Regions from separate parts of the Homo sapiens genome. Here regions 1, 2 and 4 are each linked to region 3. The links are chromatin contacts, found by Hi-C or POLR2A ChIA-PET in ENCODE. All regions are on one chromosome and are shown on one strand. Each heading gives the region's core, a stretch centred on a gene start or an enhancer-like site at or near the end of the contact. The rest is flanking DNA. Distances are from core to core; before and after follow the strand shown.

What was found. A loop is a pair of places that touch in the nucleus more often than their neighbours do. ChIA-PET counts read pairs that join two places held with the same protein, here RNA polymerase II (POLR2A). Pooled maps may share reads with other maps.
Region 1: a pooled map shows a loop between it and region 3 (14-fold over the local background). The contact joins the promoter of NFYC here to the promoter of YBX1 in region 3. A Hi-C loop is called at or near these places in 3 of 37 single-sample maps with no recorded cell type and 10 of 50 pooled maps. POLR2A ChIA-PET finds 5 or more read pairs at or near these places in 1 of 52 experiments (CD4-positive, alpha-beta T cell).
Region 2: a map of CD4-positive, alpha-beta T cell shows a loop between it and region 3 (4-fold over the local background). The contact joins the promoter of FOXO6 here to the promoter of YBX1 in region 3. A Hi-C loop is called at or near these places in 1 of 168 maps with a recorded cell type or tissue (CD4-positive, alpha-beta T cell) and 5 of 50 pooled maps. POLR2A ChIA-PET finds 5 or more read pairs at or near these places in 2 of 52 experiments (T-cell and activated T-cell).
Region 4: a map of naive thymus-derived CD4-positive, alpha-beta T cell shows a loop between it and region 3 (19-fold over the local background). The contact joins the promoter of ST3GAL3 here to the promoter of YBX1 in region 3. A Hi-C loop is called at or near these places in 1 of 168 maps with a recorded cell type or tissue (naive thymus-derived CD4-positive, alpha-beta T cell) and 8 of 50 pooled maps. POLR2A ChIA-PET finds 5 or more read pairs at or near these places in 1 of 52 experiments (CD4-positive, alpha-beta T cell).

Annotation. Positions count from the first base shown.
Region 1 is chr1:40,688,133-40,695,036 of GRCh38, reverse strand. It overlaps NFYC (nuclear transcription factor Y subunit gamma), which reads right to left and starts at 3,333. Exons shown (of 10, transcript NM_014223.5): 1 at 3,170-3,333. NFYC-AS1 (NFYC antisense RNA 1) reads left to right here and starts at 2,776. Exons shown (of 1, transcript NR_024567.1): 1 at 2,776-5,957. It also overlaps a transcript of RIMS3 not described here. RefSeq lists enhancers at 2,346-2,395, 2,416-2,585 and a silencer at 2,826-2,925.
Region 2 is chr1:41,358,037-41,365,276 of GRCh38, reverse strand. It overlaps FOXO6 (forkhead box O6), which reads right to left and starts at 3,843. Exons shown (of 3, transcript NM_001291281.3): 1 at 2,933-3,843. The coding sequence starts at 3,346. RefSeq lists silencers at 3,128-3,347, 3,548-4,207 and enhancers at 4,006-4,300, 4,368-4,437.
Region 3 is chr1:42,680,774-42,687,871 of GRCh38, reverse strand. YBX1 (Y-box binding protein 1) reads right to left here and starts at 5,454. Exons shown (of 8, transcript NM_004559.5): 1 at 5,141-5,454; 2 at 4,406-4,469. The coding sequence starts at 5,306. It also overlaps a transcript of PPIH not described here. RefSeq lists silencers at 4,549-4,698, 4,809-4,918, 5,109-5,308 and an enhancer at 5,749-5,798.
Region 4 is chr1:43,703,521-43,710,709 of GRCh38, reverse strand. It overlaps ST3GAL3 (ST3 beta-galactoside alpha-2,3-sialyltransferase 3), which reads right to left and starts at 3,174. Exons shown (of 12, transcript NM_006279.5): 1 at 3,017-3,174. KDM4A-AS1 (KDM4A antisense RNA 1) reads left to right here and starts at 3,369. Exons shown (of 5, transcript NR_033827.1): 1 at 3,369-3,651; 2 at 6,253-6,357; 3 at 7,063-7,146. KDM4A (lysine demethylase 4A) reads right to left here. Exons shown (of 22, transcript NM_014663.3): 20 at 6,974-7,093; 21 at 6,598-6,690; 22 at 5,192-6,480. The coding sequence ends at 6,340. ST3GAL3-AS1 (ST3GAL3 antisense RNA 1) reads left to right here. Exons shown (of 4, transcript NR_125986.1): 4 at 1,175-1,318. RefSeq lists silencers at 2,707-2,756, 2,787-3,286 and enhancers at 3,417-3,496, 3,222-3,739.

The DNA of each region.
Region 1 (6,904 bases), core at 2,084-4,583, 2.0 Mb after region 3:
TCAAATACCACCTGCCTCAGCCTCCCAAAACGCTGGGATTAGAGGCGTGAGCCACTGCGCCCAGTCTCTAGTAGTTCTGACCAAAGAAAAAAATGTGTAAGTATAAATGAGATAACAGATTTGTCATAAGAATTAAATAAGATGCCATGAACACAGCCTATAAAGTATAAATCTTAGTATGATTTCTGCCTGAAGAAAAAGCTGAGGTTCACAAGTTTTCAACATAAACTCAGATCTACTGAGATTTCCTGAGAGTTCAAGATTTCTAGAGTGGTCAATTCCAGATCTTAACAAGGTGGCCATGGGTATAAGGGGCTAACATGGAATGAAGGTGGTCACCAATGTTGAAGGGCAGGTTGCTCCAGAAATGCCTGCTGAAAAAAAAAAGGTGTACATATACACTCATTTTTATCACCTTGTCTAGTCTTACTAAAAACGAAACTAAGTTATAGATCTACAGCATTCTTCATATTTGGTTAACTTGATGACTGAGCCAAATGAGGCTGAAATGACCAATGTACAAAATACATGGCAAACCCTATTTTCACTTGTAGCTTTGCCTCTATCTTCCACAGTGAAACGTTATTGTAAACAAAAATGAGGGAGGGCTTCACCTAAGCACATCAAGACATAAAGCAATTAAGATTTCCAACTCACTGGTCTCCTCTCAAACCCTGATTTAAAGGTTTCCATGCAAAATTGGAACTGCAAATATTTTGTCCTATCCAGTCTTAATTTTACACATTGTTCAGGATAAGCATATCCTAGAATCAATATCCCACAGTCTGAAGAAAGCACTAGGCCTTTGAATAGGTCCTGGTATTTGGGGACACCCTAAGGAACTGGTGATGCTTGAAAAACCTCTCCAGTGAGCTCTTTACACTAGGCACTTGGTAGTTCCTCGCCATTTGGCATAAATTACCTCCACATACAGAAAGACTATCTGCAATATTCTGAAGCTTGGTTTTAAGGAATGCAGATTCTTCAAGTTTCTGTACATATTTTTCCCCATTATCTACCTGGATTCAGGAAAAAATGCAGCAATTTACTTGGTAAATCTTCCCTTTCACAATAGAAGCCAAGGGATATGATTTGAATACCTAGCTGAAGAACCCATATTCTCTATGGTTACAATTCTGTGGTCTGAATCCTTAAGCAGCACAAGAAATTCTTAAGAATTATAGTCTTCCATTTTATACACTCTAAACACCCAGAAATCAAAGTAGATGATCCACTTGGAAATACAAAATTATCTGGAAGTTTCATTAGTCAGGTTTATGTTGATAGCTGATGTAGCAGATAAAATTACAGGCTTTGGCATCAGGCAACCAGGGTTTGAATTCTAGCTCAACCACTTACTGAGTGACACCAGACAAGCTACTTAAACTCTCTGATCCTCAGTTTCCTCATCTGCAATATGGGGACGATAATGCCTACCTATTGGAGTTAAAATATGCCCCAAAATAGCAATTCTCTTCCTCTGCTACTTATCAATTCCCTTCTCCAGAAAATGTAGTTGCATTCACATAAAACTAAATTTGAAAACCCTAGGAGTTTCTTGAAATTGGTATGAAAACAGAAGAGTACCATCTAAAGCTAAAAAGGACTACCTAACAAAAACAAGGAAAAACAAATTAGGAAAACACAGATGTTTAACATAAATGTGTTTCCATGGCCCTCACACACTGGGACGAGCAAATGTAAAGCAATACAAGTAACTACGATTCAGATTCAGTGGAAAAGAACATATTCCCAACAAGTTGACTGGAACGACTCTGGATTGGAATAAAAACTTTTTGAATATGAACCAGAAAGTGTTGACAAGTCCTGTTCCTTAAGAAGCTATGCATGGGCTTTTTTTTGGTTTGGAGCTGCTTATTTGAAAAAACAAACAAAAAATTCAAAGTACACATGGGAATGGGTATACTTTTTAGGCACATATACAAGGAAATAAACCAAGACCGAAAATTTCTGGCTAGCTCCCTTTCCCTTAAAGGGGAACCTAACAATATTTACTCAACAAATAACTACCAACTACCTAATATTTGCTAATGTGGCTTTGGAAACTCAGCCATGACCTGTATCCTTCCTAGAGCAGCAAATTTCATATACAACATCTCAAAACTACTTGTATGGTCCTGAGACTCAATAATGTATAACTGTTCTATTAATACACTTCCCAAGTCCGAAAATGTCCCCTAAAATGCTTCCTATATCAGATTTTGTCACTTTAAATCTGATACTACTTAATGCTGTGCTTCCTAGGCTCGGACAGAGCACACTTCTCAATAGCATTCCTCTCTCGGTTTACTTGCTCCTCACATCACATCCCAGGTCCGTTGACTCTGGACTCCAGGGCTCCACCAAAACCTCAGTGTTTGAATGCTTGCACTCTCCAGCAAAATCCCTGATCCGATTCTACCGTTCAGCTATGCCCCTAGCCCTGATGCCTTTCTTCCTACACCATACACTCACACCGTGGACTTCAGGGCCACTTCCAAACTGGGTCACATTAGCAACCCTGGATCTCGAAGACTCTCAGCCTGTCACTTGGGTTTCGGTGTTTCCAAGCCTGGAACCCTGAGGGCCTGCACACCCCAATCTTGGGCCATGCATGTACCAGGAAAAGCACCTCTGAAAGTGAGTGTCCCCCATTCCCAGGCCATGGCCTAAGCTACCCCCAAAGTACCTGCCAGGCCATCACCCTCTCTTCCCCCTTAAAGCCTCTAGGCTCGCCCTCTCGCCGCAACCCCACGCCTGCGCCGCAGGGGGTCATTGCCCCAGCCGCCCTAGCCCAAGACGCGCGCATCCCCGCAGCCTCAGATTCCTTCATCACCCCCTAGACCGGAGCTGGCGCGTCCAATAAGGTGCCAGGTCCGCGGCCTCCCCGCCACCGACCAATCACGAGCGAGCCCCCCCGCCGTCGCCTTCCGCCAATGGGAGAAAGCCCGCGGGCCGGGCCGACGAGGCACACGGACCCCACGAGCGCGGCGGCGGCGACAGCAGCGGGCCAGGCAAGAGCACAACATGGCGGCGGGCAGGACGGACCGAGCTACAGCAGCGGCCGCGCGAGGAAGTGAGGTCTCTGGCGAAGGCGGGAAGCGCTGCCCCTCCCCCCGCCGCCGCTTCCCTATCACCCTCGCACAGAAACTCCCGCACACTCACACACCTCTGCTCAGGAGTCCAGGAAGAGCAGGAGCCGCCCCCGCGCTCCTACGGAGTCGGGCAATGCAGAGGCCCAGGCGCGGCGGAGGGGAGGGGGAAGTGTGCGTCACGGAGAACGGAGCGCGCGCGAAGCGGGGGCACAAGCAAGATGGCGGCCACGCCGTTTGCACCGTTTCCCCTTTTCCCTTCCCCCTCCCTTGGCGCCTGGACTCCCAGTATCGTGCGGTGCGCAGAAGCTGTGCTCCTTGAGGTCTCGCGAGAATTGGGAAGGGGCGACGACAGAGGGAGGCGGAATGAGATCTGAGAGTTTTAACCCCGCCCCCTTTCGGGAGCTCGAGATCTGAGTTTTGACCCCGCCCCCTTTCGGGGGATCCGGAGGCGCTGCCCAGTGACCTCCACCACCCTGCCTATCCTTGTGGATCTCCTTGGTGCGAGCTTGAATTTTAGGAAATAAGTAGGTGTGTGCGCGTGCCCTTGAGTTTTAGGAACTAAGTAGGGGCGTGTGTGTGTATTTGTGTTTTTAATTTGGGGAGAAAGAACTGGGGGATGAAGGTCGACATGGCGTTCCAGATTAAGCATGCCGTTCAAGTAGACAGCTACTGGCACCTTAAATTCATAAAAGAGCATTTAGCACCAAACTGTAAAGTGATGTCCTCTAGAATAAAGAACAGTACTTACCAAGAATAGTTAGCTTGTAACCTTACGTCGACATAGTTGTTCTTATTTGAATGCAGATTTTAAAGTTTTATCACGCAGTTGGAAACCACAGCTACTATGAGCATGGATTTTTTCATACTTATCTCTTTCATTTCCGTGACCACTTGGTCCAAAGGCATCAGGATTGTATCCATTTTACAAATGATAAAACTGAAGCTCAAAAAGGTTAAGTAACTTGATCTAAGTCCCCACAGCTAGTAAGTGTCAAAACCCCATCCGAATAACTTCAAAACCTGTAGGTATAGTCATCAAATGTGTCTTGAATGGAATTACCTACAGTGAGAGTTAGTGCATTAGGTAACAAGCGCAGAGAGGAATGACTGCCTCTGCTGATGGTAACCTTGAATTTTACAAATGACACTGGAGCCTTTCTGAGACTAGTGTTGCATGGGTCCTCAATAAAATCACACTGTTGTTACTCACTTCCTTTGGGTTTATAACCCTGGTGATAAAGTAATTGAGAATAGTGGAGTAAACCCTCGACTTGAATTCAGGAAAATTGTTTTCAAATCCAGTTTCAATAAATCTCACATCAGGCACTCTATTTGATGAATGAATGAACAAAACCTAACTATAAGACACTTGACTTCAGGGAGTCTCAATTCCTTCATCTGTAAAAAGATCTAATTCCTAACTTTTGGTAATGTTGGGGAGAGTGAATGAAATAATGTGAGAGTGCTTCGTAAATTGCAAAAGTGTTATAAAGAAGTTACTGGTAAGAGCTACGAGTGTCTCGCTGCACTCTAGCATGGGCGACAGTGCGAGGCCCTGTCTCAGAAAAAAAAAAAGTTACTTATAATGACATTTTCAGACATGAGAAATGGCATAAAATTAAAAACAGATTCAAGAGAATAGTATGTTGAGATTGTAGAGACAGATGTAGCTAATGGAAAAAAGCTAAATAAGTCTCTCTACAGATGTTTATTGAGTACTTATTGCATATACTATGCTTGCCAAAAAATGTAAAAGTGTACATTTAGTTACAATGAAGCAGCACAAGTTATTATTAGTGATTATTGTTATAATTAAGTATTGATCACACTTAGGGGCTGCAGTCTATTTCCTTCCAAGAGCCTGGAAGTTGGGTTGCCCTCAGAAATAAATAAAAATCTACATAGAGGAAATTAGCTAAGAGTGATATTAAGTATATTTAACAACAAGTAGTGCTCAAGCATAGATGAAGCAGAATTAGAAATGCAGCTAGGATCCTGGAGGTATACGTCTGTGCTAGGTGTTAACCCTTCAGTTGCTGGTTTGTGAATAGGAGGTCCCAAGGGATCCCAGGGGAAGGGAGTGGTCAGGAGGTTTGGGACAGCAGCTATTTACCAGGTAGTACTAGAGTATTTCAGTATTTTAATAGTCAATGTTATAACTGATAACAGTCAATTGATACATATAAGCCTAATATTAGTCCTTGCTATAGTCTTTATTATCAATAGCCTCCGCCCTTCCCTTTCTAAAGCCGTTGCTATCTGGCCTGTCCCTAGGAGATTAGGGTGAAAGACTTCTCACCCTAATGTCGTCAAGCTTGGCCTTGTTTTGACCAATGAAATATGAGTAGAAATGGCATGAACCGGCCGGGCACGGTGGCTCACACCTGTAATCCCAGCACTTTGGGAGGCCGAGGTGGGTGGATGACGAGGTCAGGAGTTCAAGACCAGCCTGGCCAAGATGGTGAAGCCCTGTCTCTACTAAAAATAAAAAAATTAGCCAGGTGTGGTGGCAGGCACCTGCAATCCCAGCTACTCGGGAGGCTGAGGCAGGAGAATTGCTTTAACCAGGGAGTTGGAGGTTGCAGTGAGCAAATATCACGCCACTGCACTCCAGCCTGGGCGACAGAGTGAGACTCTGTCTCAAAAAAAGAAAGAAAGAAATGGCATGAACCACTTCTGAGCAGAAATTTATGAGCTATCTTACAATTTTGCCATATTATCTTTCCTCTGACACAAGAGCAGCATGTCCTAAATAGAGCTCCCTCTTCAGCTTTGGTCCCAGAATGAAGATGTGCAGAGCGACAGCTGACACACATAACCTGTAATGTTGTGTGAACAATAAATAAACCTTTGTTGTAAGCCACTGAGATTGTTTTCGTTGTTACTGCAGCATAACATGCTAGCTAAGCAGACTAATACAACCATGAAATTAGCTATCCATGGGGGTAAGCCAAGACCTTTTTTACAAACATGACCAAACAAAACAAAACAAACTCTGATAAAGGGCATATGGGAGGAACCTGAAGAAGGTAGATATTGTAATTTAATAAATGGAACCTAATCAATCTCGTCAGCCATTCTGTACCCTGTTTGGAGAGAGATTCTGTGAACAAAAGGGCTTGCTCAGCCATGGCAGCCCAAAACAAGGCAGTCACAAAGGCTAGCACTACCATTGCCCCTCTAAGCCTCATCTCAATTAAGCCACACTGAGCATTAGGATTTCCTTGCCCGTGTCATCTCTGTAGTGGATGGGAATATCTCAGACTGCCTCAGCTAAGAAATACTTCTTAAGATCAACATGCTTTCCTCTATGTTCACCCAGCAAGTGTCTTGGCGATAGGGACAGAATTAAGTGATCTGCCACCTAGAGTATTCTAGTTCTTTTGATCATTGTATTTTTCATTGTAACTAATCAGTTAGATTCCTCTTTATATAAAAGTTTCTGTGAGCTTGGCAAATACAAGACACCCCCTACCCCCAGGAAATGGTTCAACTTTCTGCTTACTATTAAAATTAGGTTTCTGAGTTTGCAAGGTTAAACATCAGTTCTTGTATCATGGTAAATTCCTTAAGGTTATAGCACTGTATAACAGAACCTGTCTAGACAGCCAGCTGGACTTCCTTAAGCCACACCTCTCTATCTCATTGTGTACCTTTGGCCTAAAAGAAAAGCAGCGCTGGCCAGGCGTGGTGGCTCACACCTGTAATTCCAGCACTTTGGGAGGCTGAGGCGGGCAGATCACGAGGTCAGGAGTTCGAGACCAGCCTGATCAACATGGTAAAACCCCGTCTCTACTGAAAATACAAAA
Region 2 (7,240 bases), core at 2,594-5,093, 1.3 Mb after region 3:
GCAGTCCAAGTGCCACCTCCTCTGTGAGGACCTCCCTGGCTCCCCCAGGGTATCTAACTCCCCTTCCCCTACCTTTCCCTACCCCCATCCCCAGCCTTTCCTATCTACAAAACACAAGCCTGGGTGTGGAACTGGCTAAGTCCTGATTATTCTGAAATAGATCCAATTAATGCCTTCTCCTTTGGTCCCCTGCCCCATCTAACACAGGGTTTGGTACACCCCAGGGATTCAATTGCAGTATATTTGTAGGGGAGGGGAATGAGGAGAGAACAGTGGGCCCTGGCCCCAGGCCTGGCACCTGAGGTGTTCTGTCTGTCAACCTGAGCCTGGCTGGGAGCTGGGACGGCTCTTTCACCAGGCCTCTGGAGGAAACGACTGGGAATGGGGAAGGGCACCATGCAGGAAGCTCCAGGAATAAGTGGGGAAGTAGGCTTGCTGGGGAGCTGGGTAGAGGGTGAAGTGGAAGGGGACAGCATCAGGCAGGCCCCTTTCCAGTGCCTGGGTGGTCTCTGCCAAAACCTAGGTCAGGAGCCCACGCCTTAGGCTCCCTCTCCAACACACAGCCCGTGACTGGGAGCCCAGGCACAGGGAGAATCGGTGTGTCCCTAGCAGTGTGGTGCTGTGGAAACCGCATCCAATGGGCAGGCGGGAGGCCTGGGCCCTCATCCAAGGCCTGCTGCTCAGTGATGCCGGTGGCAAGACTCCTATCCCCTTCCAGGGCCTCAGTCTCACCGTCTGGGAAATGAACTCATGGGTCTAAACTATCTCCAAGCATATTCTCAATCACGTTTTAGGATTTATACCTGCCCATATTCAAAGCCTTCAGTGTGTCCCTCCCACCCCCCCACCCCCCCGCCAGCAGGACACTGTTCCAGAGGTGCTTGGGGACCCTGGAGGGAGACACATGTAGGCTGGATTCCAGCTTTCCCATCTACTAACTGTGTGACCAGTTCACTCCTAAATACGGGCCTCAGGGCCTTCCTTGTACCTGGGGCCAATGCCGGCTTTGGAGACCCTGGAGGGAGACCATTTGGTCACAGTAAAACCACCTCAGGGACTGCTGAGAGCGTTAAAGGCAGATGTGTCAAGGTGCCTCTCACAGTGTTTGGCCCCAAGACCTTCAATGAACTGCAGTTCTCTGCTTACTTCCAGCCTCATGTTCCCTCTTCCCATCTTTCCCCATGCTGCCTGATGCAGCAAGCCCAGCTGGAGCTACATGTCCTGCAAGAAGCCCTCCCAGCCACTCTGGCCCAATGTACTGTCCCCTGCCTCAGCATCCTGCACCATCCACTCAGTTCCCTACTCTTTCACTAGACACACACTGGTGGCTTCTTGGTGTCAAGACTGTATGCTGGGTGCTGTGGGCACAGAATGGTTCTGACACTGCCACTGTCTTCCAAAAGCAGGGTAGAGAGGGGAAATGAGACAGAACACAAATGACTAAAACCTGCTACCAGCAGGGAGAGGGCCAGAGAAAGGGGAGTCCTAAGCTAGCTAAAAAGGGTTTAGGGAAGGCTTCCTGGAGGAGGCATCTGAACTCTGTACCCTTGAGGACAGTGAATACATCTACAGGGAGGAGTAAGCCAGGGCATGGGGAGTGCAGGACACACTTGGGGGAAATGTGTTCTGGTGGGGGTTGAGCCCAAGGGGATGGGAGAGGGGATGCGGAAAGAGACCCAGGTCTACTCCTCCAGCCTGTGTTCCTGCCCCACAGTGGCCGGTGAGGGACAGAAGCTGCCAGCACTAACCCTGAGAGCCATGGGCTCCCAGGTCAGGATACCCTGGCTCTACAATGCTGCCCCTGGGTATCTAGAGCTGTTCATGCCCACAAGTCTCCCCTCCTCCACTGGCACACCTCCTTCCTCTGACCCAGCTCACAGGCACCACAGGGCACAGCCCCCTCCCTTGACATAGGCATGCCTCCCTCACAGAGGCCACTCCTCCCATAGGGAGGCTGACAGTTCGCCTCCTAGGCACAGGAGGGGTCTCCAGCCTCCTCTCCCCCAAAGGCATAGACTATCCCCACTCTCCAACAAGATGGCCAGGGGAGGAGCTGGGTCGAGAGGCCACAATCCAAGCAAGCCCCTGTCCCCTCCTAAGGTGGCTCCCCCCTTTCCACTGGCTGGCACTGAGGCCTCCCTGGGGTACCCTGCCCCTCCCCCAGCCCCTAAATGGATCTGGGCTCCGACAGCTAGGGAAGTGGAAAAAAGCATCCTGGGTGGGTATGGACAGATCCCCAGCTCTCAACACCCTGTCCTCACACCAGCAGGGGCCATCACCAGTGACCCCCATCCTGATCTAGGTAAGGGGGGCAGCAGCCACCCCATGGAGAACTCAGATCTCAGGTCACCTGCCGAGTTCCCCACTCCAGGCTGGTTGGTGCCCTAGGGTGAACTCTGGCACCACAAGAAGAACTGTGGGCCCATGGTCACACTCCTCACCCTGGGGACAGCTCCAGGAAGCGCAATGATAGAGATTTGGGAGGGAAAGCCGGCATTGGCCCCAAGTCATTATTCCAGCGCTCTAAGAAGGGTGCCCTGGTGGAAAGGGTAAAACAAGAGTCACACAAAGCAGACTTGGGGGAGGAGGGGGAGGCTCCCCAATGTCCGCGGCCTGGGAATGGGTTCCTCTGCTATGCCCCCAAGGACAGGGTGGGGACGTGCCTCGGGGACGCCTCAAAGCGGCAGTCCCTTGTCACCCTACCAGACCTCCCACCCCGCATCCCTCCCCGCAAGGGAGCACGCACACAGCTGCTCCCAGTACGCCCCCGCCCGTCCGCTGGCCGGCCCCACGCCCTGGGCGCACACTCTGTGACCCCGGGGGGTGCCAAAAAGCCCTCCTTCTGACGGCCCTCCTGGAGCCCAACACACCTAGCAGCCCCTGGAAGCCCCAGTCGGCGTCCCCAGCCCCCTCCCCAGCCGGACGCCCCCACCTTCCAGCCGGCCGAGCTGTTGCTGTCGCCTTTATCCTTGAAGTAGGGCACGTAACGGACCATCCAGTCGTAGATCTGCGAGAGCGTGAGCCGCTTGTCCGGGGCGCTCTCGATGGCTTTGGTGATGAGGTCGGCGTAGGACAGGTTCCCCCACGCGTTCCGCCGAGAGCTCTTCGCTTTCCGCAGCGGTCCGACCTCCGCGCCCAGGGGCGGCGCTGGGGCCATCGCCGGGGCCGTAGCCCGGCGCTCCGGCCCGCAGTCCTCGGCGCCCTCGGCCACCCCTGCGCCCAGCGCTCCGTCCTCGTCGCCGGCCAAGTCAGGCTGCGGCAGGGGCCAGGTACACGAGCGCGGCCGGCTCTGCGGCGCGAAGTCCGGGTCCACGTCCACCTGATGCGCTCGCAGCTTCGCAGCCATGGTCCCGCCCGGCTCGGGCGAGGAGGGGAGGGAGGCTTCGCGGAGGGTGGGCGGGCGGCTCCGGGATCTGCACGCCCCGGGGAGGCCCGCGGGAGGGGTCCCTGGCGGCGCTGTCTCAGCCGCGGGGCGCCATGGGCCGAGGCGCGGAGGCAGGGGGCTGGACGCGCTGGGGAGCACGAAGGGAGGGAAAGACCTGGGCAGTGAGGGGGCGGCGGCCCGGGAGCCCAGCGGGCACACACCTCGCCCAGCCCCGCTTCTAGCACCTGCCGCCTGCCTGCGCCTGCAGCCACCACCGCCACCGCCGCTGCCGCCGCTCCCCGGGCGCCGGCCCTGCGCACGGGCCCTGCTCTCCCGGGACGAGGCCGGATTGCACCATGCCGGAGCCCGAGCCGGTGCCGGAGCCCGCGCCGCCGCCGCCCGGTGAATGCTGCCGCCGCCGCCGCTCCGGCTCCAGCGCCAGCTCCCGCGCCTGCCGCGCTCAGCGCCGGCTGCACCTCGGGATGGGCGGGGGACGGGGAGGGGGCGGGCCCGACGCGGGAGGGGGCGGGGCGTTTCGCCTGCGGCCGCGGAATCCTCAGCCAGCCCAGGTGCCCCGCCCGCGGGCTGGGAGACCGGGCGCTGAGCTCCCAGCTCGGGGCGACCCCGCCGCAGCCCCTGCAAGCAACAGCGCCGCCTACGGAGCAGGGGCGGAGCGGCTGGCGCGACCCCGCCCCCTGCTCGGCGCGGAGGCGGGGGGGCTAGGGGGCGGAGCCCTAACACTCCCATTGGTCCGCGGCTGGACTGTCCTGCCCATGGGCTCGACAGGATCCCTCCCAGAAGCGCGTCACCGGTTATTGTTACAACCCGGGGTTTCCCGGGGCAACGGGATGGGGCGGGGCTCAGGGCACTGGCCCCGCCTTCTACTCCGGAGAGGACTGCCCCGCCCTCTGTTTGTAGACTCCTGACGTTCCCAAGTCTCCGTTCCAGGACTCTGACAGGGAGGATGATCGAACTCTGCTCTTCTTTGTGCCCTGGACTGAGCTGGGGAAAAAGAATGGGTCAAGAATACCTGGGTTCTAGGCTAGGCTTTGCCACAATTCTCGCTCCTCCATCCGCAAACATGTTCTTCATGGTGCCTGTGGTCATAGTTTTAGAGCTCCAGTTCTCAAAGTTTGACGCAGAGCAGAATCATCCCCTAGAGCTTGTTAACATTGCTGGACCCCAACTCCAGAGTTTCTGATTCGGCAGGTCTGGGTTGGGGCCCCAGACTTTGCATTTCTAACCAGCTCCCAGGTGATGCACGAGAGACCACACCTTGCAAACCATTGTTTTAGAGTCTGTGGGAGGTTCTTACTGCGGTTGTTGGAACAAGCACTTGTCTAAAGTTCACAGTGTTTGGGGAGATGCTTCTCAATCAGTTCCTGGATATTTATTGAGCACCTCTGACGCACCAGGCACTGTCCAGGGCTCTACAGTGAGAGCAGCAACTGAAACAAATGAGGTCCCCTACTGCATAGACTAGTCAGGAGTCAGATGCTAATCAGATCATCACATGAGCTCAGAAGGGCGAGGCTAGCCGAGAGGTTGGGCAGTCCGTGGCCTCATCCTACAGGCTGCTGAGCTAGGTTTCCCAGTCACCACTGCACCTGCTGGCCTTCGCTCAGGGTATTTATCCCCTCTGCCTAGAACACCATTTCCCCGCCGCAAGGCCCTCATCAGAGATTCTCCCACTCTTCAAAGCTCCGTGCAAATGTCAACTTAGCCCTGACACCTTCTCTAGCCCCAACTCCCAACACTTTCTGTTCTCTGCTTGCCCAGACCACTTGTTGAGCTGCCAGCAACACCTTGTGCCCCTTTAGCACAATATTCCTATTTTGCCAATCAGGAAACTGAGGCCCAGAATGAGCAGGTGATTCCCCTGGTGGCATGGCCAGGACTGGAATCTCAAGCTCCTGATTTCTTTACCAGCCAGTACCTTGCTCCTGAGGACGCTGGAGATGCGAAGGTCTCTGGGCAGTGGGAGGGCTGAGCCCAGGCCATGGGAGATGGCCTCCTTTCTCAAAAATTTCTTCCTTCCAGTTTAGGACCTGAGGAGCAGGGCCAAGGGTGAGGGTGGGGGTGGGGCTGGAGGAGCCCCTCCTCATTCCCCAGGGTGGGAGCAGGACTTGCTTGCAGATGCCTGGCGTGGCATTTGCCTGAGTCATATCCCAAGGCAAGGGTGGGCATGGGAAGTGCTGGCTGACGACCCCTCCGATCCATACACATACACACATCCTCCAGGTGATTCTGTTTAGAGTCACAAGGAGCCTGAAATCATTGCTGAATCCACCCCCCACCACCACATCACTCGTATGCCCTCCATGCCTGGGGAGTCCATACTGGGAGCTGCTCCCCTAAGGGACCCTGGAGACCGAGCAAGCCTCCCGCCAGTCTGCGGCCCTGGCCCAGCTCTGAGCTGTGAGGCAGAGGCCTGCTGAGGGCCATACCATTGCTGGGAGGATCCTTAGCTGGGGGCCCTGGCACAGGCTGCCAACATGGGTCTGGGAAGCCAGGTTGGCAGAGATGCACTAGAGGCTGACTCAGGCCCCTGCCCTGCCCGGTGTCCACAGCTGCTGCCTGGACTCTCCTCTGAGGCCCATGTCTGGTACACTCAGCTCCTACACACACACACACACACACACACACACACATTCAAACTCACACCCAATGGCACACACTCACATTCTTCTCACTCACAACTTGGCCCCTGCTCACACATTCATTTTGAGGCAGTATAACATAGTGATTAAGAGCATGGGCAAGATACATAACTGCTCAAAGCCACTCTTTCCTACTCTACAAATGACTACCATAATAGCACTACCTTCACAGGATATTTGAAAAATTAAATACATTTATGAATGTGAGCACCAGGCTCAGAATAAGCGCGCAATAAATGCTAGCTGTTTTTATTGCTGCTTTTGTGTGTACATACCTTCCCTTCCTACTTTGCCCAGCTCATACAGTCCCACCTGCTCTTACCATGCACACACTCACAGCCGCTCACACATGTAGGCTCACTCACAAGCACACTCGCCACGTGCCTCACGCTTGTGTCTCAATTACACAGACCCATGGTTTCTACCTACAGTTCCCTTGACCACCAGCTCTCACCCTTCCCCGCTCCCCCAGGCTGGCTCTCAAGCTCCCATCCACCCTCCCTACCACGCCCACATTCATTTCTGTTCACAAACAAGCCCCCACTTGCTTCCCCTTTCATTCCTCGTTTTTCCACATGCAGGCACATATTCTTCACTCACACCTCCCTGGACACTGGAACATGCTCGCATTCCAGTGCACGCGCACTCACTTGCCCACAGGCAGGTGGATGTGCGCGTTACCCACTCAACTCGTGCTTGGATCACAAAACTTGTACACATACACTCAAACAATCCCAGCGCATGCCTCAATACCTCAGCTGACTCGCCCACTCCCAGTGAGGAGCACACACCACACAATTCTCCCAACACACACTGCCATCGGCAGACACCCCCCACCCGGGGCTAAGGTGGCACTCCCCTCGCCCTCAAGAGACTGTCTCCTCCCTGTCACTTCCCCTCCTCCAGTCTCAGCTCCCCAGCCCCTCCCAGCGCTCAGAATAGCCCCTGCCACCACTGCTGCTGCCACCGCTGAGCCATCAGGGCCCGCCAGAGCCTGCTTCCCAGTGCTTGCTGCCAGCTTTCCCGGCTCACTCAGGGCAAGTGAGGACAGGAGGACGCGCTTCTCTGAGGCTTGATGGGCATAGCTGCGCTGCATCCCCAGAGCCCACCTGGAAAAAGTCAGCCATCCTGGGATTGGCTGCTGCCACTTGCTCAGGACCTGTGTGCCCTGGTCCTCATACCCCCGGCTGAAAGCAGAGAGGGCTGCCTCTCAGAG
Region 3 (7,098 bases), core at 4,205-6,704:
TACGGTCTACCCATGACTTATGTGGCTTAGCAATGGATCTACTGTGATCAAGTTAAGATCAGTGTGACTTTAACAGCCCAAGAGATTTTTGGTAATGACATCCTTCCAAAGGTTTACACTTCTATTAAGAACCACACATTTGGGAGGCTGAAGCTGGAAGATCACTTGAGCCCAGGAGTGCAAGACCCATATGGGCAACACAGAGAGACTCCACTTCAAACAACCAACAACCACACAGTAAGTACTTTACACCGCCACCTTTAAAAAAGAAAAAAAAATCACCCTTTAGAGGCCGGGCGCAGTGGCTCACACCTGTAATCCCAGCACTTTGGGAGGCCTAGGCGGGTGGATCACCTGAGGTCAGGAGCTTGAGACCAGCCTGGCCAACATGGAGAAACCCTGTTTCCACTAAAAATACAAAATTAGCCTGTGTGGTGGCGGGCGCCTGTAATCCCAGCTACTCGGGAGGCTGAGGCAGGAGAATCGCTTGAACCTGGGAGGCGGAGTTGCAGTGAGCCAAGATCGTGCCATTGCACTCCAGCCTGGGTGACAAGAGTGAAACTCCATCTCAAGAAAAATCACCCTTTAAAAAGGCAATATTCAGTCTTACCTTGCAGGCCATACAAAAAAAAAAGATTAAGGGAGATAAGGTGCAACATTCTCTCCTTTAATTCTTCACCTCCCAGTATCAGGAATTAAGCAAGTCCTTTTATTTGTATAGCTGACCTACATGCTAAACTAGAACTTTTAACAATCCCAAACTTCACAAAGTAGATAGTGAAAGGCAGAAAACTTTTCAAATCCAGGACCTAGCAAGTCAGCAGACAAGAGCCCCAGTGACATACTTGGATCATTTAAGAGTCTTTCAACGGCTAAAAATAATCACCCTAAGAAATTATCTGTAACTATGTGGACAACAACCAAATTGAAAATGGCTAGGGTCTATTTCAGAGACAGCATAAGAGCAGTTGGTGAACACTAACTCCAGAGTCAAAAAACAGTTCCAATCCTGCCACTTATCACCTATGCTTATGGGGACAAGTAACAACTCCTTTGTGCCTCAGAATGACAGTACCTACGCCTCAAAGGTTTTTAAAGATTAAGTAAATTGGCTCATTTTAAGCACTTACTATAGACCCTAGTATAAATACTTGTTAGCTGTATCTATTTTCACCAACATGTGTTGGAAGTCACCTATCAGTTATGTACATATGGAATCCCCACAAGGGAGCCCCCACCCCAAAGGGAGACTAAACCTGATAGGCGTGACTAAAGAGAGATAGCCAAACCTTTCCCTGGCTTGGTTTATTACATCTTCCTAGACCATGGGTAATAAACTCAAATGCATACACAGAGGCCAGGCGTGAAGGCTGTCGTAAAAAAAGTATACCCCACCTAAATGTGGTGACAATATGGCCAGGTGGTTTTTACTTATGTGGAAATACAGGCCCCCAAAGCCAGCTAAAGTTCAGATCTTAAAAATATAATAATCTGGATTACTTGGTGTTATCTCCTGAATTATAAATGTTAGTAATTAATCCCAATTCCTTTAAAAAATACTGTACTGTCTAATCAAAGCATCTGGGAGTAGTTTTAGCCAGAAGGTCACAAATTTGTGACCTCTGCTCCAAATTCTTTCACCTCAAAACATTAAGAATTATTAATTTAAACATTTTAAGTACTCTGGAAACAGAAAAATATTCCTATTCTGGTCACTATAAACTGTTGCCAATTCATGGTAATCTTTGGTGAATATGGATCAATACTCAACCACTAACAAAATTCAACAGTAATCTGGGGGGAGCTAATAAACCCCTCTAGTCACATTCTCCGATTATGTTTTGTAGACACAGTTCACAAAAGAATAACTCAATGAATTTCTTAGAATTTCTAGATTACACAGTCTAACAAAATAAAGCCAAAACTTCTGCTATTTTTAAAAGCTCTATGCTCATGTTACTTAGCACCTTCTTCACAATATAACCATCAGGGAGAAGCCCTTTCATGAATTAATTCTAACAAGGTTGTAACAATTCATCAGGTGGTAATTCAGGCTGGAATAAACACATTTACAATGAAATTATGTCTTTAAAGGCAGAAAATTTACATACAATATTGTAATTATAAAAATTCCTTACAATCCTAGCATATATAATCCAGCGCATCCAAAAACCCCAATTAAAAGTCGTCACAATAGTCATCCCGAACACTGCACCCTCTCCTTTATACAGAAAACAGCACGTTATGTGTCAGTCTGTCTCCCTCCCTCATAAGAGACAGGTGCCTCCAGCCAAGTCTATTTGTTCCACTACACGAACTACATATAGAACCAACTGCTAGCTTCCAAAGTGATTTCTTTTATCACATACATTTTCCTTAATTAAAGCAAATCTTCCCTGTATTTAATTGGAGTCAGATTTTACAGCATCTTATTAAAAAAGTCCCAGAATCATTAAAACCAGTTCAGAAGCATAAAGAACATTTTAACCAGTTAATTTGACAAAATAATTGAGGTTAGGATAGTCCAAACAAAGGACCATCAAAAGCCAATTCATAACTTGCCCTGGAGGATGACCAATTGAGTTGATTCCAATTCAGAATAGAGATATTCAATGAACAGTATCTCATGGACTAAATACTTAAAAAATGTAAAGATATTACTCTTATTCTGGACAAAACTGTTGATTTCAAAAAATGTCATAACCTATGCCTACTTAAAAAAAATGCAGCGAAACAAGGCACATGCTAAAACTTCTTCAACACATACAAAACCTGCAATCTATCCGCTGAAAAGGCTGCAAATTTGCACACCAGAGTTACCATTACATTGGGTCAAGGGTTAAAAGCAGTGATTTTGAAGGTATGGCCCGAAGACCATTATCATTCCTGTTAAAAATGTACCCAGACCTAATGAATCCAAGGCTCAGAAGGAGGAACTCACCACTTACATCACACCCTCCCAAGGTAAGCACACTTAAATTTGAAAACCACTGGTTTAAGGGTTAGACTAGTAACGATAATCAGAGTAAGACAGAAATACAAACTAAAACACTAGAAAGTTCAGAGAGATCAGTTAAAAAGCTATCAGTATGCCAATTATATATAAGCATTCCCTTCCTTCTTGCTAGTAAGCCATTATCAAAAAATTAATGAAAAACGTAGTTTCGGCCAGCCAGGAAAGCAAACAGTATATAACAAGATGGAAAATCCTAAGATTTTGGAAGAAACAAAATATTTTCCCACAATTGCAAAAGTAGAGAATAGATCACCAAATGCTTATCTCTTACTCTGAGTGTTTCCACAATACTCTATGATTGATTAATGAACAGTTTTTCATCAGGCAATGATTCTGTCCTTAAGCTTGATTTTGCCCATTTGTTGTCCATTCCACATTGTTCTTTTAATCATCTGCTTAGGTCTTCTACAGTAAGCAAGCAAGACAATGCTGAGATGGCACTAAGTACCATACCTGTGAGGCCAAGATTGCTACTGGCATACCCAGTGCTCTGCACCCATGTAACTAGCACTACTAGCCTTGGCAGCCATCTTGAAAATGATGCCCGGCTTACAAGGGAGCCCATGGAATACAGTGCGTCTACTGCACGTTACCACCACCACTCCTACAAACAACCCGAAGGGTAAGTCCTAAAGACGTGTCTGCAGCTTTGCCTTCAAACAGGAAGAAAAATGTCAAGTTACCAGTGACTATGGCCACTCTAATAAGCTACAGCCAGGGATCTAACAGAAATCGACTTAACCAGTTATGATTCTAGGACAAGGAAGAATGAAAAATAAGAACGGAAGAAGGAAAAAAAACCACTTTCTTGTAAATATATTATTTACTGGATGAGCAAATAAAAACAGTTCTCTCTGGTCAAAGCTGTGCTAAGACAAAATTTATCTCAGGTATTAAAATGAAACGTGAAACAAAGGCAATACAACCTCTCGGTAAAGATGACAAAACCTCATATAGTCAAATCCTCTTACCCTAAAACGTTAACAATGTATAAATATCCGATGTCAGTGGATCACATTCTCAAATACCGAGTTCAATAAAGTAGAAAAAGATGACAAGGATAAAAATGTACTGGACCGTAGTTTCCCGTTTACCCTGTTAAGGAATGGCTCATTCACTCCGCTTGCCTTTTGAATTGCTTTGTACTGTGACGAAGCCTTTTAAGTTAGCTTCAAATTAATATTTAGCTGCAAAACAAAGGCATTCTCTAGATCCACTAATCCCTAATCAAGGAAAACAACAACAACAAAAAATCATACTAATACACCAGAGGTAGTAAACGCCTTTCAGAACAGAGCTGTGGATTGGGGCTTCCCAAGCCCCGAGAAGCCGACAGAGCAGGAAGCAAGCAAGAAGGTGGGATGGAGGCTTCAGAGCCCGGCAGCTCACCTGTTGATGAAACCATATCCGTTCCTTACATTGAACCATTTTACTGTTCCCAAAACCTTCGTTGCTGGAAAAGAAAACAAAGCAAAACAAGCCACGATTACCAGCTATCCTTTTCCAAATCCGCCCGGCTTGGGCATCCGGTCCCTCGCACGCCGGCCGCCGCGGCCACCTGACAGCCCTTTCTCTCCACCGCCCGGGTGCGGGGCCACGCAGTCGCCGCCGCCGCCGCACACGTGGGTGAGTCTGAAGCGCGGGGCGCTCCAGGGCAGGCCCGGGGCGCGGGCCCCAGGATGGGTGTGTGCGCAGGCCGCGGACGGAGAGCACGTGAGGGAAGGGGAAGCCGCTCCGGCCTGCGTAGGCGGTGCGCCGCGCCCTCCGAGCACACGCGGAAGGGAGCTGGGTGGGGGTGACGCGAACAACGGCGTGCGGGCCCGAGCGCACGAGGCCGGTCGGCGGGGAGGGGACCCCGTCGCACACGCGGTCGGCGGCGCGCGGCCGCAGGGGGAGGGGCGCGCGGCCGCGCGGGGTCCACAGGGGGCGCGGGAGGCAGTGCGCGCGCGCCTGCCGGGCGGGTCCCCGCGAGAGGGAGTGAGGGGGGGACGGGGGGGATGGGCGGCCGCGCGCCGCGGAGTCGGTGCCCACCGGCCGCGCGCCCGCCGGCTCGCCCAGCTCCGGCTAACGGTTCCGCTGCTGGGCTGCCCGAGGGCCCCACCCCCGTCCCTGTCCGGTCCTCACCGATGACCTTCTTGTCCCCGCCGGCAGGCGCCGCCGATGTGAGGCCGCCCGGGCCACCGCTCCCTGCGCCGCTGCCCGTAGTGCCGGGCTTGGTGTCGGCGGCGCTGAGGGCGGGGGCGGCGGGGGGGGCGGCGGGCGGCTGCTGGGTCTCGGCCTCGCTGCTCATGGTTGCGGTGATGGTGACTGGGGCCGGCTGCGGCAGCTGCGGCTCCTCCCGGGGTGTGATGGTAACTAGGCCGGCGGCGGCGGTGGGGCTGCTCAGGGCTCTCTGGGGTCCGCTCTCCGCTCCCGCTACCGATCGAACTAGCGAGAATGGCGGGACAGGCGGGATAAGCCCTACGAGCGACCCGCCCTAGGCGTTGTTCACTGGCCAGTGGTACTGTCAATCTGCCCACCTGACCCCAATCCCTAGCTTCTATTGGCTAATATTTTATCAGTCCTCCATTCTCATTGGACCTTTGGCGGCTAATTCAGTCGACCTACAACCGTTCCTGCCTCCGCCGGCCGCCATAGAGACCGGAACTAGAATTAGAGTAGTCGGCCACGAAAACCATAGAGTACCCGAGAGGACGGGCAGAAGGAACGTGACTTCCACGAGGCAGCCGCCGGGCTGGCGGGCCCCACGTTCAGGGTTGTGTCTCGGCTGAAAAAAAGGCACGCCCGAACGCTGGGCAGGGATTACCCGGCCGGACCCGGGATTGGAAGGGGGCTCGAAGACGCCTTAGCCCCCCGTGAAGAAAAGGCTTCCCTCCCTCCCAGCTCCAAATACGGTCCCTGTGATCTGAGAACATTACGGCGGGCATAGAGTCGTCTTTTCTTTAATGGCCGTGTAGTCGCGGCACAGCCGAGGGTTTCTGGAATTGCCTTAAACGTATGCGTTTGAAGAGCGTACCCTTTTGTCGGAGCAGTCACCTTGGAGGGACCACGCAGGCTATGGCAGCCCGGGTTCAGCATGTTTAGGGCGAGGGTGTGCTCCATGGGGACCTGCCTTCTGATCCGTTTTACCAGGCATATATTTAAAAAAATGTGTCTTCCTTTCCAAGTATTCACATCTTTTTCTACTGACCACAAATCAGATTTAATTCAACTCACATTTATTGAACAAGCTAGCCTGTTTTGTTTTTTCACTTTATTCCTGCAACAGCCACGTGATAGAGGGATTACTATCCACGTTTCACAAACGATAAAATTGAGGCTGCCACCTGATGTTACTGAAGTCCTCCACCCACCTTCTTTCGTTCTTTTTTAAGCGTCTACTATCGGCTGGGGATGGAATAGTTCGCGAGTCAGTTTCTGCCTTCTGATGGAGGCAGAAATTTAAACAGCCAACACGGTAAATACTCCAGAGCTGCAAAACCACGAAGTATTTTGGGAGTGGAAGCAGGGAGAAGGTGGAGGGCTGACTTTCCGCGCACAGGGTACAGGCGAGAAGAGGTGAGATCTCGGGAAATGCAGTCAAGTAGTTCAGTAAGACTCGAATGTGACATTGGGTTGCAGAGGTGGGCAGTCACTTAGGTATATTTAATTGGAAATATATCCTGAGGGGAAGAGTGAGAAGAGCAATTTTAGAGTCATAAGTAGGGAGGGGCATCTTTTTAAAAATGGCTGCGGAGTGGAGAATGGGTTGCAGAGGGGCAAGGAATGGAAGTAGAGAAAGCAGTTAGGAGGCTAATGCAGTATTCCTTACCCCTACCAATGCCGTCTAGGCCTGTGAGTTCCACCTCCTAAAGGCGTTCTTGAGTCAGTCCTAAACCCTCTAAATGTCAATTCAGAGTCTTTTCATTCCTACTGTCACTACTGTAGGCCATCATCACCAATTGCTTAGAGCAAGGGGTAGGAACCTTTTTCTGTGAGAGCCAAATAGTTAATAATATAAGCTTGGCCGACCATATGGTTCTGACTTACTACTCAGGTTTGGAGCTTGAAAACAGCCTTAATTTTTACATGACACGAATCTT
Region 4 (7,189 bases), core at 1,925-4,424, 1.0 Mb before region 3:
TAGAAAAAGCCAACATGAGCAAAGATACAGAGCACAAACAGCAAAGCACAAAGAGCAAATAGTTCCATTGACCTGGAAAATATAACAGAATGGCAAGAAATCAGTTTGCCCATATTGCCCATGCCAGGCTGGTCTGTGCCTAACGCAACAGATAATGGGGAGCCATTCAAAGTCCTGGCTGGAGAAGTGACAAACTTGGAAGTGATGGCAATACACATGATGGATGGAAGGAAAAAAATGTTAGGGGGTTTCTGTGGTAATTCACAGGAATGGTCCAATGGCCCCAGATCAGTGTGATGACAGTAGGAGTGAAAAGAAGCAGATGCCAGGCTAGGTATGGTGGCTCATGCCTATAATCCCAGCACTTTGGGAGGCTAAGGTGGGCAGATCACTTGAGATCAGGAGTTCAAGATCAGCCTGGCCAACATGGTGAAACCCCGTCTCTATTAAAAATACAAAAATTAGCCGGGTGTGGTGGCACACGCCTGTCGTCCCAGCTACTCAGGAGGCTGAGACGGGAGAATTACTTTAACCCAGGTGGTGGAGGTTGCAGTGGGCTGAGATGGGGCCACTGCACTCCAGCCTGGGCAACAGAGGGAGGCTCTGACTCAAAAATAGAAGCAGATGCCAGAAACAGTGTGGAAGTAGGGTCAACAAGACCTGGCACCCAACCAAAAACACGGGGAGAAAAAAAGAAGAAAAGTAAGAATAAACTTGAGGTGCCGCTTCTGGGTTGAGAGAACTGTTATTCCAAGTAGCTGAGGTGAATCAGAAAAGCGACAATGGGCTAGGTGTGGTGGCTCACGCATATATTCTCAACACTTTGGGAGGCTGAGGTGGAGGATTTCTTTCTTTCTTTTTTTTGACCGAGTTTCACGCTTGTTGCCCAGTCTGGAGTGCACTGGCGCGATCTCGGCTCATTGCAACCTCCACCTCCCGGGTTCAAGCGATTCTCCTGCCTCAGCCTCCCGAGCAGCTGGGATTACAGGCGCCTGCCACCACGCCTGGCTAATTTTTTGTATTTTTTTTTTGGTAGAGACGGGGTTTCATCATGTTGGCTAGGCTGGTCTCGAACTCAAGGTGGGAAGATTTCTTGAGCCCAGGAGTTCAAGAACAGCCTGGGCAACATGACAAGACCCTGTCTCTACAAAAAAAATTTTTTTTAATTCTCCAGGTCACCTGCCTGTGGTCCCAGCTACTTGGGAAGCTGAGGTGGGAGGATCGCCTGAGTCCAGAAAGTCAAGGCTGCAGAGAGCCACATTCACTGCACTCCAGCATGGGTGACAGAGGGAGACCCTGTCTCAAAAAAAAAAGAAAAAAGAAAAAGTGACAATGACAAGTAAAGTGTTACTGTATTCCTGATAGTTAGCTACAGCTTCCTTTGAAGTAAATTCTATTACTTGTTTACTCTTTGCACCACACAGGACAAAGGTACCTCTTGGATTAATGCCATCAACCTACCTTTTGTGCAACCTCATATCCTGCTTTTTCTGCTAAGAAACCCCCTGGAACCACCCATGAGCATCTCAGGTTCCCCTGCACCTTTGTCATCCTCACTTTCTCATCTGCTCACTTCTTCCCCTTCATACAGCCGGCTACCCACTCTTCATGACCCAATTCAAGCCTCAGCTTCCCTGTGAAACCTTCCTCAAACACATGGATTTCTCCTTTTCTCGGTTTCTCAGAGTACCTACCATCTTGGAATTCTAGAGACCATATCACAGTTATCATTGTCATGTGTGTGCTTTATTCCCTCAAGTATATTATAGGCCCATTAGAGCAAGTTTCTTATCTTAAATGGTTTTGAGTTTCCCCTCAGTCAATGCCTTGCATAAAATATGTACTCAAGAGGCGTTCCATTGATTGATACAAAGTCTGTTAGTCTCTGAGAACATGAATGTCTTGTTTCATCGTTAACATTTTATTTTTATTAAACCATGGTTAGACAGTTAGACACGCGAAATGGAGAGATTCACCACTTAATATCTCAAAATATCCTTAAGAATCTCTAATCATAGGAGGAGCTGTATTGCCTTAAGAGATTATTTGAAAGTATCATTTGGCTATAAATTTCTGTGCCAGCTTCCTTTTAATCCTCTGTTGACTTGAAAGTACACCAAACATTTCAGTGATCATCTCTACAAGATAATTCTGCCTTAGAAACAACCTAATTTGTCATGGGGACTATCTTACTTTTAGTAACCTAATAAGAGTTTTTTCCTACCTTAATGTCCAGCTATCTATAATTCACAGTACATCCACTGAAAAGTTTGAGTATTTTACTTTCTGAGGTAATAGCCGCCTTCACTGGTCCTTCCCTCAATTAATTACATTCAGTTATCAGGTTTCACTCCTTCCTCATACGTGAAGGAAACATAAATGAGGCTTACTGAGGAATCATAAAAATGGACATTGTTGTAAAAAGGAATCCAAAATGTTCATGGGACACTCTCCTAACCAAACCTGCCCTCCTCACTAAGATATTTTCTCTTGCAAGCAAAAGCACCGAGGACACAACGGGGGAAAGTGCCAGAAGGAAAGGAAGCAAGAGAGGCGTACTTTGCCGATCAAACTGACCCCAGTTCTGGCCCCCGCTAGAGCAGTAAGCAATGACAACCGCTACCCAAACGCTGCCGATTCCCGCTCAGGCGCTCCCTGGACTTTTCTTTCCTTTTCCCACAGCAGGGCCCGAATGACGGTGTCCGTGCTCTGCGCCAAGGTGCGCAGCGCTGCGGGGTTTCACACGGAGATGATCTCAGACCTCCTGGCCTGCGTCCGGCCGGCCTTTCCCCCAGGCTCGGCGGCCCCCACCCAGGAGAGGTCATCCAGGTACTGGGCCCCCAGCCCGAAGGACGACTGGGCCGTGCCCCGACCCCGCCTTCCCGGGCACTAGCGCGCGGGCTCCGCGCCCCGCCCAGCCCGGGACCCGCGGCCGGCGGGGGAGGGGCGGGGCGGAGCGGCGACCGTTATTCGCGGTCAGCCATCGCGCCCCGAAGCGCACTGGGCAGGCCCTTACCACAGCGGAGAGGGAGGCAGGGGGGAGGTGGCGCCCGGCCCGACGCGGGGCAGGAAGGCGGAGGCAGCGGCGTAGGCGGCGGCGACAGCCGCGGGGGACCCCGGCGGGAGCCCACAACGCGCTGGGCTGCATGGGCGCCGCCATAGTGGGGACGCAGCGGCGGGCGGAGCGCGCGGCCGCGACCCGGTCGGGCGCCTGCGACCAATGGGCTCGCGGAAGCCGGGCGGAGCGAGGGCCTGGCCAATGCGGAGCTGCGCTGCCCCGAGCAGCCCAATAGACGCAGGAGCCGCGGATTTGCCGTCCCGCCCACCCCGCCTACCACGAGAGCAGTGCTGCGGCGAGTGCGGGGCGAGAGGTTCGCGCTGGTGGAGCACCCCAGCTTGCAGGTTCAGCGTGGGTGTCTCTCCCGGGCACATCGAGCTGTCTAGAGGAACCCTCTTCCCCTGGCTTCACGGCCCAGAGGACGCACGGCTCTCTCCCCTCGAGAGCGTGTTTCGTCGCCCGCGCGGGGAACGCAAAGTGCTAGGGTAGTCACGGCCACTTCACGCCGAGGGACATCTCATCTCGCCCTCCAGGTCGTGAGCGCACCCATTCCGCTCACTGAGGCCGAAAGCTTCGGACCTCCGTGGGCCCTGGTGGGTAAGGGGGCACGGGGGTGAGCGTTAAGAGACTCGTAGAACATTTTTAGTCCGCGCGTGGCACAAGGCCTCCAAGCCCCACGTACACTTTGCAGCCCTCCCACTCCTTTTTCATTCCTGCGGCTGAGCCCTGGTGTTATCCGCCTGGGGCGGAATTTAAAACTTAATTCCTCAACAAAGTCGGGGTGGTCTTTAAACTGCAACCTTGGATCCAAAGGCCCTACCTTACAAAGGGAAGGCAGTTTGCCCTACAAAAAGGCTTCTGGGAGGAGCTGCCTAAGGCAGGAAGGGACTGGCAGGCCGGGAGGTGCCGCTTTTGGCTGGGGCCAGTTCTCTTGAGGTCGACCCGACTGCATAGGCAGCCAGTAGGGGAGAGAACGGGCCGGTCTGTGTGATTTGGATCACCTGAGTTGCAGTTTCCTAAGAGTTATTAGGTTGACCAAAAAAAAAAAGTGCAGTTTCTGGAAAACTGGTCAGCTGTTGAGTAAAAACTGCTGGGATTAAACCCAGCGCCCACCCCTGGAGGCAGTGGGGTCATCGAGAAAGGTAGGGATCCTGTGTAAAAAGGCTGGTGAAGTGTTCCTCTCTTCCAAAGATGTATGGATTAGTGTTCTCTCACCAATCCACTAAGGCCTGGTTCTGCCCAGCCTCCCTTGCTACATCCCCTGGGAATCCCCAAGTGGAGTGTGGGCAAAGAAAAAAAAAGGCCAACTTCCCTCCCTGGGCCCCAGGAGGGAGCTGACATAGAAAAGATCACCTCCTGCACCTCCCTTTCTCCACAATGAGATACCAAGTAGCAACCACCTCTCAACCCCCAGGGACACAAGGAAGCATCCAGAGCAGCTGAACTGACCTAAGCCTCTCCTGCACCTGGACAGGGCCATGCCACAGGAAGTGCCTGGCTGTTTAAGGGCCAGCCGGTGCAGCTCCGGGGCACCCAAGTCCTGCACCTATTCATTGCCCCCCTCCCTGCTCTGTGGTTCCCCATCCTTGTCCACTTTGACCTCAGGGATCTACCAGCCAAAGGAGATTGGGTCTTCCTCCAGGGAAGCTTCTCACCAACTAGACAGCTCGGAGAGCAATCTGAGGATCCCACTGGAGGTTGAGTCCCTTGCTTTTCAAGCACCTAAAATGCACCCATCCTTCCCACTGGTTCCACAATTTGTATAGAGCACAGATGCTGGCATGAACTTAGGCCAGTTCAACAAAGATGTATCAAATGGGGCAGCAGTGAGAGATACTCTGTTGAGAGGACTCATTGGTCTGGTGCTTCCTCTGTTACCTCATCTTGCCCGTCTCTAAGGCAGAGCAAGCACAACAAAGAGGTGCTCAGAGCCAGAAGTGTCCCTGCTCCCATGACCCACCATACTTGGCCTAATACAGAGCTTGACAAGCAAAGGACCCACTCTCTGGAACTTCCTAGGGAATGCCTTACTGATTTGTCTTAAAATACACAGCCCCGCTCCAGAGCCTATGACTCTAGATACACCCCCCAGCCTGACGTGGGCCACGTGGGCTCCTTGGGGCAGACAGCCAATCCTCTGCTCAACACATTTTATTGCTAAGGACAAGGTGATGCACCAGTTTTCAAAATAATTTGGTTTATAGTGTTCATACGTAACAAAAAAGGGGAAGTATTATAAATCTGATTCTTGTATACACAGGGTATTGGTGTGAAGCCCTCCAATCCTGGGCCCAGGCAAACAAATTCTTGAGGAGCAAAAACCTGTTTAACCCCTTCAGTATTGCCCTCTAGTCCCACCCCCCACCCCAAAATCAGCTCCCTCCCACCTACAGTGGGCCTCCAATGGCCCCAGTTTTTTCATCCTAACCCTCCCAGCCCCTGCATGATTGCAATTTTCTGTTGACAGAATCACCCACCAGGCTCTGCCTGCTTCCATCATTAAAATCCCCGATTCAGGGTAATCCCCACCCACACCCTGTAATACTTTGCCACAGGGGCTCTGCACCTAGAGTGTTGTGGGCACACACCCATGTTATCCCCATGTTCTCCTTTAGGGGAAGACAAAGAGGTGGCATCAGCTCCTTAGCATCTCAATACTGCAGCTTTGCCAGCACTGTCTTGAGACGGTTCCAGGCCTGGACAGATGCCACACCCATCTCCAGCCAACCCCCAGGAGCCCTTACTCAGCTCAGCTGAGGGCAGAATTTCACATTTTGTTTGCCCTGCATAGGCAAGGAAGAAAGTAAAGGCCAGGGGCTGGCAGAAGCTGGTCCAGACCAAACATACACGCACGCACGCACGCACGCACACACACACACACATATAAATACAAAAGTAGGGGTTGGGGCAAGTACCAGCACCTCAGCCTAGTCGGTGCAGGTGATAGTTATGAAGCTAAGTCCTAGGCCAGGAACAAGGCAGCCAGTCCAGCCAGCATAGTTGACCCCTCTATGGACTGGGGCCAGTGCAGCCACAGCATTCCAGTGCTCAGCCCCTCAGCTGGGAGATCAGCGACTGCTGCCACGTGCCCAGAAATGGCTCGTCCTTTCACTACAGCGGAATGCAATGAGGGTGGGTGAGAAGATGATGGGTCGGTTATTTCATTCCTTTTCTTTTTACAACTTCACTTTCAGAGACTTCAGCGTTCCATGTCTGCTGTGCTGTGGAACCCAGAGTGCTCTTGCCTGGATGGCTGAGAATCCCTTGGACCCTGGAAGCACCTACTCCATGATGGCCCGGTATAGTGCAGGCTCAATATAATCTTCCCGGTATCTTGAGTTGATAACTCGTTGCCGTTTCTTTTCTTGCTTAACCTCTTTCTCTGTGAAAATCTCATTGAAGCGCATGTCTGAGGCTACTGACTATAGAAGAATAAGCAAGCCAAGTGTCAGCTACCCCAGGAACAATACAAAGGGATGCATCCTTGACTTGTTCCCTCCCTCCAAGACAGGAACTGGGGGGACACAGAAAATACTCACCAGTCTAGATTTGACTCTCTTGGGAAGCTCTTCATCCAGTGTGTATACATCATCTCTCTTAACCACAAGTTGTGAGCCATCCTCAAACTCCACCTACCAAGGAAACAAAGGCCTTTTGGCTAGGATATCCCTGACTCTTTCCCTGGTCCACCATGCACAGTGGCAGTCCCCTACAGTCAAAGGAAGGAGTTAGAACACTAAAATAACAACTACCTTACTTCACATTTGGCAGACTGGAAACAGGGCAGACCCCTAGCTCTGAAAGGGTTACCAACCTATTAGTTCTCCTAAGAGCAAAGACTCGCCTCTGGCCCAACAGGAAGCACAGAATTAATCAAGCACCCCCCACTCCCTAGAAAGGTAGAACTTTGGATACCTGGTACATTTGGATAGGGTGGGAGGCCACAAACTTGGCTCCATAGACTTGGCCGTCTGTCCATCTCACTTGGACCACTTCCCCTTCAGCAGGAGGACCAAACTGGAGACAGTCCTGGCTCTGAGGAAACAGGAAGGAAGGAGGGTGAAAGGAACGTCCACCTGCACACAAAGGTAACTGTCCTCTACTCAGGGAAGAGTGAACCAGGACAAAGTA